2 separate regions of the Homo sapiens genome follow, and region 1 is linked to region 2. The links are chromatin loops, found by intact Hi-C in ENCODE. Cell type or tissue: PC-9. All regions are shown on one strand. Each heading gives the region's core, and the rest is flanking DNA. Links, peaks and the distances in the headings are about the cores only. Region 1 overlaps CASQ2 (calsequestrin 2). Region 2 has its middle 34 kb from the start of VANGL1.

Evidence for each region. Hi-C counts contacts between places; a loop is a spot of excess contacts. Peaks named below come from ENCODE experiments on the same cell type or tissue, not always from the same donor. Only the 100,000 strongest peaks of a DNase experiment are listed, where the experiment ranks them.
Region 1: a loop joins it to region 2, with 3 times the contacts of the local background. A loop is called at or near these places in 74 of 110 quality-filtered maps.

Annotation. Positions count from the first base shown.
Region 1 is chr1:115,713,453-115,717,847 of GRCh38, reverse strand. It overlaps CASQ2 (calsequestrin 2), which reads left to right. Exons shown (of 11, transcript NM_001232.4): 8 at 1-8. Among named protein-coding and RNA genes, the nearest start is that of CASQ2, 53 kb to the left of the region's middle. In PC-9, for the core only: CTCF peaks have their summits at 2,534 and 2,735; DNase peaks (open chromatin) are centred at 2,827, 3,207 and 3,737; H3K4me3 peaks cover 1,024 bases; H3K27ac peaks cover 2,525 bases.
Region 2 is chr1:115,605,802-115,610,196 of GRCh38, reverse strand. It overlaps the pseudogene RN7SL420P. Among named protein-coding and RNA genes, the nearest start is that of VANGL1, 34 kb to the left of the region's middle. In PC-9, for the core only: CTCF peaks have their summits at 1,644 and 1,850 (motif pointing left); DNase peaks (open chromatin) are centred at 976 and 1,796; H3K27ac peaks cover 270 bases.

The DNA of each region.
Region 1 (4,395 bases), core at 303-4,302, 110 kb before region 2:
TGATCCAGGTAGGAAACCTTCAACCTGCTCTTTTACAGCTCTAGCAAGAACTGATTTCTCACCTTTGCCAGCCCTCACCTTTCTCTTCTCTCACATCCCATCCACAATGCAACTGCAAGATATTGGGCACCCCCTGGTGGTCGCCCATTAAGTATGAGTTCGTTTTCAATTGTGCACACGGCTAAGAGAAGAAAAGGTGTGAACAAATCAGAATGTTATAGACTACCAGGTTCCTACAGCGCTGCACAGCAATGGACCAACACACTGAGTCAGTGGGATTTGCAGCAGAGAAAGAGTTTAATAATCGCAAGGCTGCCAAATGGGTAAGAGGAGGGATTCTCAGGCCACAAATCCAATTCTTCAAGGGGTTCTGGGCAAGGGTTTTTAAGAGGATCATGGAAGGTGAGGGCCTGGAAAATTGGGGTCATTGATTGATCTGGGTAAGGGGATGAAATCGTGAGGATGTGGAAACTGCATTCTTCCATAAGTCAGCTCCTTGCTCAGCCTTTTAGACCAGCTGATGTCAGTAGTTTTATTGGTATGCAGAACCTAAAAGAGAAACTCAAATGGAAATCTTATTGTATTAGTCCATTCTCACATTGCTATGAAGAAATACCAGAGACAGGGTAATTTATAAAGAAAAGAGCTTCTATTGGCTCAAAGTTCTTCAGGTTGTACAGGAAACAGGGCAGTATCTGCTTCTGGGGAGGCTTCAGGGAGCTTTTACTCATGGCAGAAGGCAAAGCGGGAGCAGACATCTCACATGGCAGGAGCAGGACCAAGGTGGTGGGGAGGTGCCACACACTTTTATATAACCAGATCTTGTGAGAACTCATACCAAGTGGGGAATGGTGTTAAATCATAAGAAACCACCCCCACGATCCAATCATCTCCCACCAGGCCCCACCTCCAGCATTGGGGATTACATTTCAACAGGAGATTTGGGTAGGGGACACAGATCCAAACCATATCACTTTTAATCTCACCATGTCTTAAATTTTGTCTATAGAACAGAGAAGGGACAACAAGTCTTGTGACAAGGGCTACATTATCCTGGGGTAGTACACAGTGAAGAGAAGTGGGCCAGAGGGCAAGCCAGCTTCACGATTGCTGCCGATGGTGTGGGAAGCCTAGCGGGATTTTATTTTTTTCTCCAGTTGATTTTATAAAGTGTTTTTGGAGATGCTTTCAAGAACCTCAAACATTCTGCTTTGCTGCCCAAACATAGAAAGGTACACTGGGCACTGGGGGAGATATTAAAACATACCAGCTTTACAGGGTGTGTGTGTGCTTGTGTGTGTGTGCACGTGTGAACTTCTGTTCACATTAAAAGTTTATTTACCTATTTTGCCATCTAGCCTATATCAACCACAATTCTACCTGAAAATAGGATAAATGTATACTTTAATCCATAAAATATTGTCTGTGCTTAGGAAATGAAGTAGGAAACATTCCCCTAAATAATGAGACCTGGGGAAAATGAGCAGCTTATTTTGAAAGTGCAAGATGACCCTGTAAATGGATGGGTAACTTTGTTTTTGGAACTTGGACAACTTTTCTCTGGTTTCACTCTTTTCAACACCAGTGGAGAGTGAAGTGCAGGAAAATTGATTTTGCAGGTAGCAATTCCCTATGGCAGTGCTCTGTGAGACAGAGAGTCCCCAAGAGAAAGTGGAAGCACAGATTCTGAAGTGCATTTTGGAAACCCTGGGACAACCCAGAATGTAACCAGAGAAGTCAAGGGAATGTAGACTTTCATGGTATTTGCTGGGGACCTCAGTCTCTTGTATACTCATAGGGAGAGATCTAGAGATGGTTCCACTAGACAGATCAGGAAACAGCGGTTTGGAGAAGTTAAACAAACTGCCCAAGAGAACACAGTTAGTGGCAGATCATGAAGGGTGAACAGATCGCCTTTTTCATCAATATATAGCTGATTCTTGCACAATGTCTTGACTCGTGGTAGGCGCCCAATAAATATTTGTCTGGCAGATGATTAGAGAGTTAGATGACCAACCAAGACAGAGCCCCAAAATCTTCACTGGCAGACCAGCTTTTCCTTCCCTTTTTTGGCAATACACTAATAGCCTCCATAGTTTCTTACAGAGTGAAACCCACATTTTTTATCATATAATTTATAAAATCAAGATATAATCCATATACCATAATAGTAACCCTTTTAAAGTGAAGATTCCAGTGGTTTTTAGGACATTCACAAAGTTGTGCAAACATAATCAGTATCTAATTCTAGAACATTTTGATAAATAGCCATTAGCAGTCACTCCCATTTCTCTCTCACCCACCTCTGCAAGCAGGAATTACCTACTATCTCTAAAATTTGCCTATTCTGGACATTTCATATAAATGGAATCATTTAATATGTAGCCTTTTGTGTGTGGCATCTTTCACTTAGCATGATGTTTTCAAGGTGTCCCAATGACATTGCACATATCATTCCTTTTAAGGGCCGAATAATATTCCATTGTATCAAAACCAAATTTATGTTCTGAATTATCTGAGCACTCTCTTGTCTTTTTCACTTTTCAACATGATCTAGCCCTTGTCTCCACCTCTCAAGAAAAAGCTAGTGTGGTTTCAGTGGGTTTTCCACAGGTTCCGGCCACCACTCTTCCCTGGAGGAGCAAATAGCAAAGGAAGCCAATTGCCTAAGGTTTACAAGCTATAATCAAACAGAATCGGATCCCTGGTGTTATGTGAACAGAGATGCAGTTGCCATAGGCAGCAGCCTGCTGGCCAGACTCCAGAGGGCTCCTTCCCCACCTCACCTGCCACCTTCCAGGATTGTGGGGAAGCCTGTCTGGCTCTTTGGAACAATAGAACAAAGAGGCCTCCCTGAAGTTGTAAGAACCTGTTTGACCGAGATTGCTGCTGTAATGAATCAAGCTCCAGAAACTACTTCCACCTCCTCCCTGCACAAATATCCCTGGGCCTGAAGCTGTGCCTTTCCCCAAAAGAGCCCAAGCTGGGGCTTGTACTGGGAAGCTGTAAGCATGCACTGAGGTGAGGGCAGGGGGATAGGGAGGAGCTCTAGAAGCATCTTCTGTGAGCAAGGGCCTTGCCACTCAGGGTTGGGAAAGGGAAAGACTTGTCTGTGAAAGTCCCTGACTCTGAATTTGTGGTTAATCAGTGATTTACCTGCAGAGCACTGATGTGTAACCTGGGGCAATGGGCCTGACTGCAGGACTAGGAATGTCATTCCTGCAAAACAGTCCCTCTGCATTCCTTTGCTCTTGCTAACAAGTTAGACATGGCCTTTCACCCCAACCAAACACCTAACCCCACCACCCCAAGGAAGAAGATCATACCTCCAGGAAAATAATACAGTTCTTCTTAAAGAACTAACAGTATTGAGGAACTGTGCTAGGAGCTTTATGTAGATGACCTTATTTAGCACCTAAAGCCACTCTGTAATACGTGCATGATGATTATTATTCTAGTGTCAGATGAGGAACGTGAGTTTTAGAGGTTAAATAAGTTGCCCAAATCACTCACTATACCTAAGCCAAGATTCAAATTCAAGCAGGCTATCTTGACCTCTAAATACATCATGACTATGAGGAAGATGATGATGATTGTCACTTACTGTGTACTTATATGTACACAAGAACCCCATGAGGAAGGCATTATTTTTATTACAACTGAGGAAGCTGAGGCTGAGAGAGCTTACCTCACTGGGAAGCATGAAGTTGGAATGACGCTGAGGATGTCTGGCTTCCCAGCCCACACCCTTAACCACAAGGCCCTGCCATAGAGTTATATGAAGTCGTCAGGTTAGCAACTCTGAGTGGCATATACGTCTGTAGCAGGGCCTTATGCTAAGTGATCATTCGATCCTCCTTCCTGCCTCTCTATTGCCCTTCACCATCTCCTCCACCTCCAACATTTGAAAGACAAGAAAGCGGAGACCCAGGGCAATGCAGTGGCATGTTCGGGATCACAGGGTTATAGGAATAGTGGGAAATCGAGCTTAGATTTCCCAAGGGCCCCTCCTGTGCACAGTCCACCCTATCACACCAACTCCAAACAATGCCCCAGCCAGTGCAGGCTCTGAGCATGTGCAGTGCTGCCGCATGTACTGGGGAAGGGGACACGAGCAGGCAGAGCAGGCGGAGGTGAGAAGAGCACAAAACCACCTGGAAGCTTGAGAGCCTAGTTAGGGAAGAAAAGTCAGGCTTCCTCCCACTGTCTGTCCAGGTTTGGGATCTAAGATTACACAGCAGCAACAACCACATGTCCCAGTGATCCAGCTGCCCCAACCACTTTCTTCCCCCAGCAGTTCTGACATGATCCTCATGGCCAAGAGCTTGAGTTCACCCAGGGTAGGAAGCTGAGGGAAGGCAGCAACCCTGTACTCCCACCTCCACCTGCCAGGAG
Region 2 (4,395 bases), core at 196-4,195:
CTCCACTGAAAATGAAGCTTTATAACCACTATCTCATTTTGGGATCCTCGTGTCAGTGGAGCAGCAGGCAAAGAAAGAAGTTGCAGTATTGGTAGGGGTGGTTGGCCCTAGCTACCGTGAAGAGATAGGGTTTCTGCTACACAATAGAAGTGCATCTGGAACCCAGGAATATCCTTTTTATGGCCCAGCAAGCACCCCTCAGAGATTAAGGTCTGAAGCACCACACCAGGCAGGCAAACTAGACCCATTGAGGTGCCAGCTGAGGAAAAGGGACATCTGGGGGTGGTGGGGGTGGGGGCAGGATGAATATAAGTTATAGCTTGGGCACCAGTTGCAGCAGTGCACATTCTAGTTTATTTGCTACATCTGTGTGTTAAGTCTGGCTGCTGAAGGCTCTGTAACAGCTTGGACATACTGTTAGGCAGGAATCTGAAACACAAAGGGTAGTTCGTTGGGCCAGGCATGGTGGCTCATGCCTGTATAATCCCAACACTTTGGAAGGCTGAGGCAGGAGGATCGCTTGAGGTCAAGAGTTCGAGACCAGCCTGGGCAACCCAGCCGAGACCCCATCTCTACCAATTTGTTTTTTAATTCACCAGGCATGGTGGTGGGCTCCTGTAGTCCTGGTTACTTGAGAGGCTGAGGCAGGAAGGAGGATGCCACAAGCCCAGGAGTTCGAGGTTACAATGAACCATGATCACGCCATTGTATTCCACCCTGGGTGACAAAATGAAACCCTGTCTCTCTCTCTCTCCTTTTTTTTTTTTTTTTTGGTTGTATTGGACACCTCTTGAGTCTGGCCTCACATCTTCTGAACTCACCCTTTTTATGCCAGTCATTGCTGAGGTGACCAGCCAGGCACAGGAATAAGCTGACCACATCTGGCTTCCACTGCATTGCATACGTCTAGTGTTGCATACCTAGCTTGCATACTCTTCCTGGAGTTTCTCTGGCACTGCCATGTGATATGCCTACAGCCTATGCAACCATTCTGAGGCATGTGTAAACCTGGAAGTATGAGGGAGTTAACCCCCATTAGGTAATCCTTGACTGTATCAATTGAGTCTTCCAGGAAGCAGATGCTGAGAGGGAGGTAGGAGTGCAAGTGGTTTATTTGGATATAACTCTCATGAAAGGTTAAAAGAAGGTGGGCTAGAGGGAGAGAAGCAGGACTGGGTAGGAAAATTCTTCAGACCACAATGCAGTTCAGACACCTGTGAAAGAAAACAGGCAAGGACACACACAGGGTTGGGCGGGGTGAGCCTCAAATGGTGAAGCAGATCTGTCACAGTCTTAACACGGAGCTTTGGAACAACGATTGCCCATGTTGAGCAGAAATGACAAAGCCCTGGGACCCCACCAAGCTCACCCATTAACTGGTGCTGCCGCAGAAGAGCATGGCTTTGGTTCAAAAGCTGCAGCATATCCTGAAGGCACTCAGCTGAAGGCTTTCAGATAAGCGCCCTTCTTGCAGTTAATTAAGTAGCAAGTTATTTCTTGAAAGGAGATGCAAGCAGTCCACCTCCATGGCTGCACATGAACCAATGGGGGAGGGAACCAGCGGATTAAATGCTCGTCTCTGTCCCTAGAGCAGACAATGCTGCATTCTCCATGGCTCTACAGAGGGTTCCCAGCAAGACTGAGCCCTAGTTGCCTACAACAATAATTAGCGCAATAATGCACACTTGGTTTGCTTTTTCCCTCCTTCTTTTCACCTTTCCTCTAGTCCTTCATGCCTATTCCTTGAGATCACTTCTCAAAATAAATTCTCTGCATGCAAGCCTTGTTCTCAAGCTGCTTTTGTGGGAACCCAGGCTGACAGCAGGCTTTACTGGATTTTCAAATTCAACAGTGCCCTCTTCTGATGATATAATGAAGTTCAGTTTCTTTAATGAATTGTGTGTGTGTGTGTGTGTGTGTGTGTGTGTGTGTGTGTGTGTGTGTGTGACACAGAGAGAGAAAGAGAAAGGGCATGCTAGTGATTCGTGATACTGTACCTGATGACACTTAATTCAGATATTTCTTCCTTCTTTTCTTTCACTACCAAGCCTTTAAGGGATGCCTCCTTCCAAGTTACCTCGCTCTCTCCCTGAAGTTTTTATGGCTCACACACTCTCTAAGGCTCTTTGTTTTGCTCAGATTTACTTAGTCTCAAATGTATTGTCAATATTTCTCTACTAGGATGGAAGGCTCTTCTTCTGATGCTGTACTCTGGGGACTGTTTTTATTTATTTATGTATGTATGTATGTATTTATTTATTTATTTTTATTTTTTGAGACGGAGTCTTGCTCTGTCACCCAGGCTGGAGTGCAATGGTACTATCTCAGCTCACTGCAACCTCCGCCTCCTGGGTTCAAGCAATTCTCTTGCCTCAGCCTCCTGAGTAGCTGGGATTACAGGAGCGCACCACCACACCCAGCTAATTTTTGTATTTTTAGTAGAGAGAGGGTTTCACCATGCTGGCCAGGCTGGTCTCGAACTCCTGACTTCGTGATCCGCCCACCTTGGCCTCCCAAAGTGCTGGGATTACAGGCATGAGCCACCGTGCCCAGCTTCTGGGGACAGTTATTTATTTTCTGCTACTGCTTGGATCTTGTTGCACTTTTCTTACACAAAATCCCTGCTTGATTCTCCACTCCAAAGGGGGCTCTAAAGCTGGGTCTGCTCCTTGCGGAGATTTATAGCCACATATATGTAAATTATCTTCCAATATAGATGTGGGTTAAGAGTAATCTTATTTGTTCTCCTCATTAATCTGCATAGTTTTTGGAGGATGTCTGTAGAGATCTTTCTTTAGGTGGCTGCAGTTCGCCAATGAGAATCAAAAGTCCCGATTTAACTTCTGTTCCAGTTTCCTATTTCTTTTTGAGTCAGTATTGAAGTTATAACCAGAAAATCATTATTTCCACATAGGTTTTCAAATGTATTGGCATAAGATTTACTTAAAATACTTGCTTACTATTTTTTAAATCTTTGCTACAGTTTTGTCCCTCTCTTCATTACTCATTTATTTGTTCCTTTTCTATTTTTCTTGATCATTCTATCACAGACTTTTCTAAAGTATTTATATTTATTATTAATTAATTAATTAATTGTTTTTTTTAACAGAGATGAAATCTTGCCATGCTGTGTGGCTGGAGTGCAGTGGCTATTCATAGGCACGATTTCTTTCTTTCTTTTTTTTTTTGAGATGGAGTCTCGCACTGTCGCCCAGGCTGGAGTGCAGTGGTGCGATCTTGGCTCACTGCAACCTCTGCCTTCTGGGTTCAAGGATTCTCCTGCCTCAGCCTCCAGAGTAGCTGGGATTACAGATGCCCACCACCACGCCTGGCCAGTTTTTTGTATTTTTAGTAGAGATGGGGTTTCACCATGTTTGTCAGGCTGGTCTTGAACTCCTGACCTCTTGATCCACCTGCCTTGGCCTCCCAAAGTGCTGGGATTACAGGTGTGAGCCATGGCGCCCAGCCTCTCACAGGCACAATTCCACTACTGATCAGCACGTGGGAGTTTGGATCTGCTCTATTTCCAACCTGGGCCAGTTCACACCTCTTTAGGCAACCAGGTGGTCCCCTGCTCCCTGGAGATCATCATACTGATGCTGAACTTAATGTGGACATCCTATCAGCCTGGCACACTACAACCCAGATCTCCTGGACTCAAGCGACCCTTCTGCCTCAGAGCCTCCTGAGTACCTGGGGCTATAGACGAGTACCAACGTGCCCGGCAGCATTTATAAATGAACAAACTTTTGGGCTTATTGACTTATGTCTTTGTTTTTCATTTCACTAACTCCTTTTAACTTTGTTATTTCTTTCCTTTTATTTTCTTTGGATTTATTTTATTATTCCTTCTCTAACTTCCTAATTGGATAGTTAACTCATCAATTTTTACCTTTTCTTCTTTTCTAATCTAGATATTTTAAGCATAAAGTTTCCTCTTAGATAGTTCTAGCTACATTTCAAATGTTTTTATATGTGGCATGTTCACCATCATTCACTTTTAAGTTGTCTTAGCCCAGGTCCTTTAGAAGGCAGAGCTTGACACAATAATTAAGATGTTCACATGTTTGGAAAGCATAAGCACAGGGCAGTGAAAGTGAGAGAAAAGAGATGAGGCAAGGTAGCATTTGATGCAATACGATGCAGTGCCCAATTGTGCCACATACTACTTCACCATGAGCCATGAACAGGCAATTGTTACCCAGCAGCTGTGTTCACTCAGTGGGTTAAATTTCCCTAGAAAGGTTGCAATGAGGGACCTCACCTCAGACGTAACTGTAGGAGAGTGAAAGAAGGAGAAATTTATTTTCCCAGCTGCCTTTTTCATCTCCCACTTCCCATTAGTCAACATTCATACCCAATTCATACTCAATACCCTACATTTCCAGGATATAG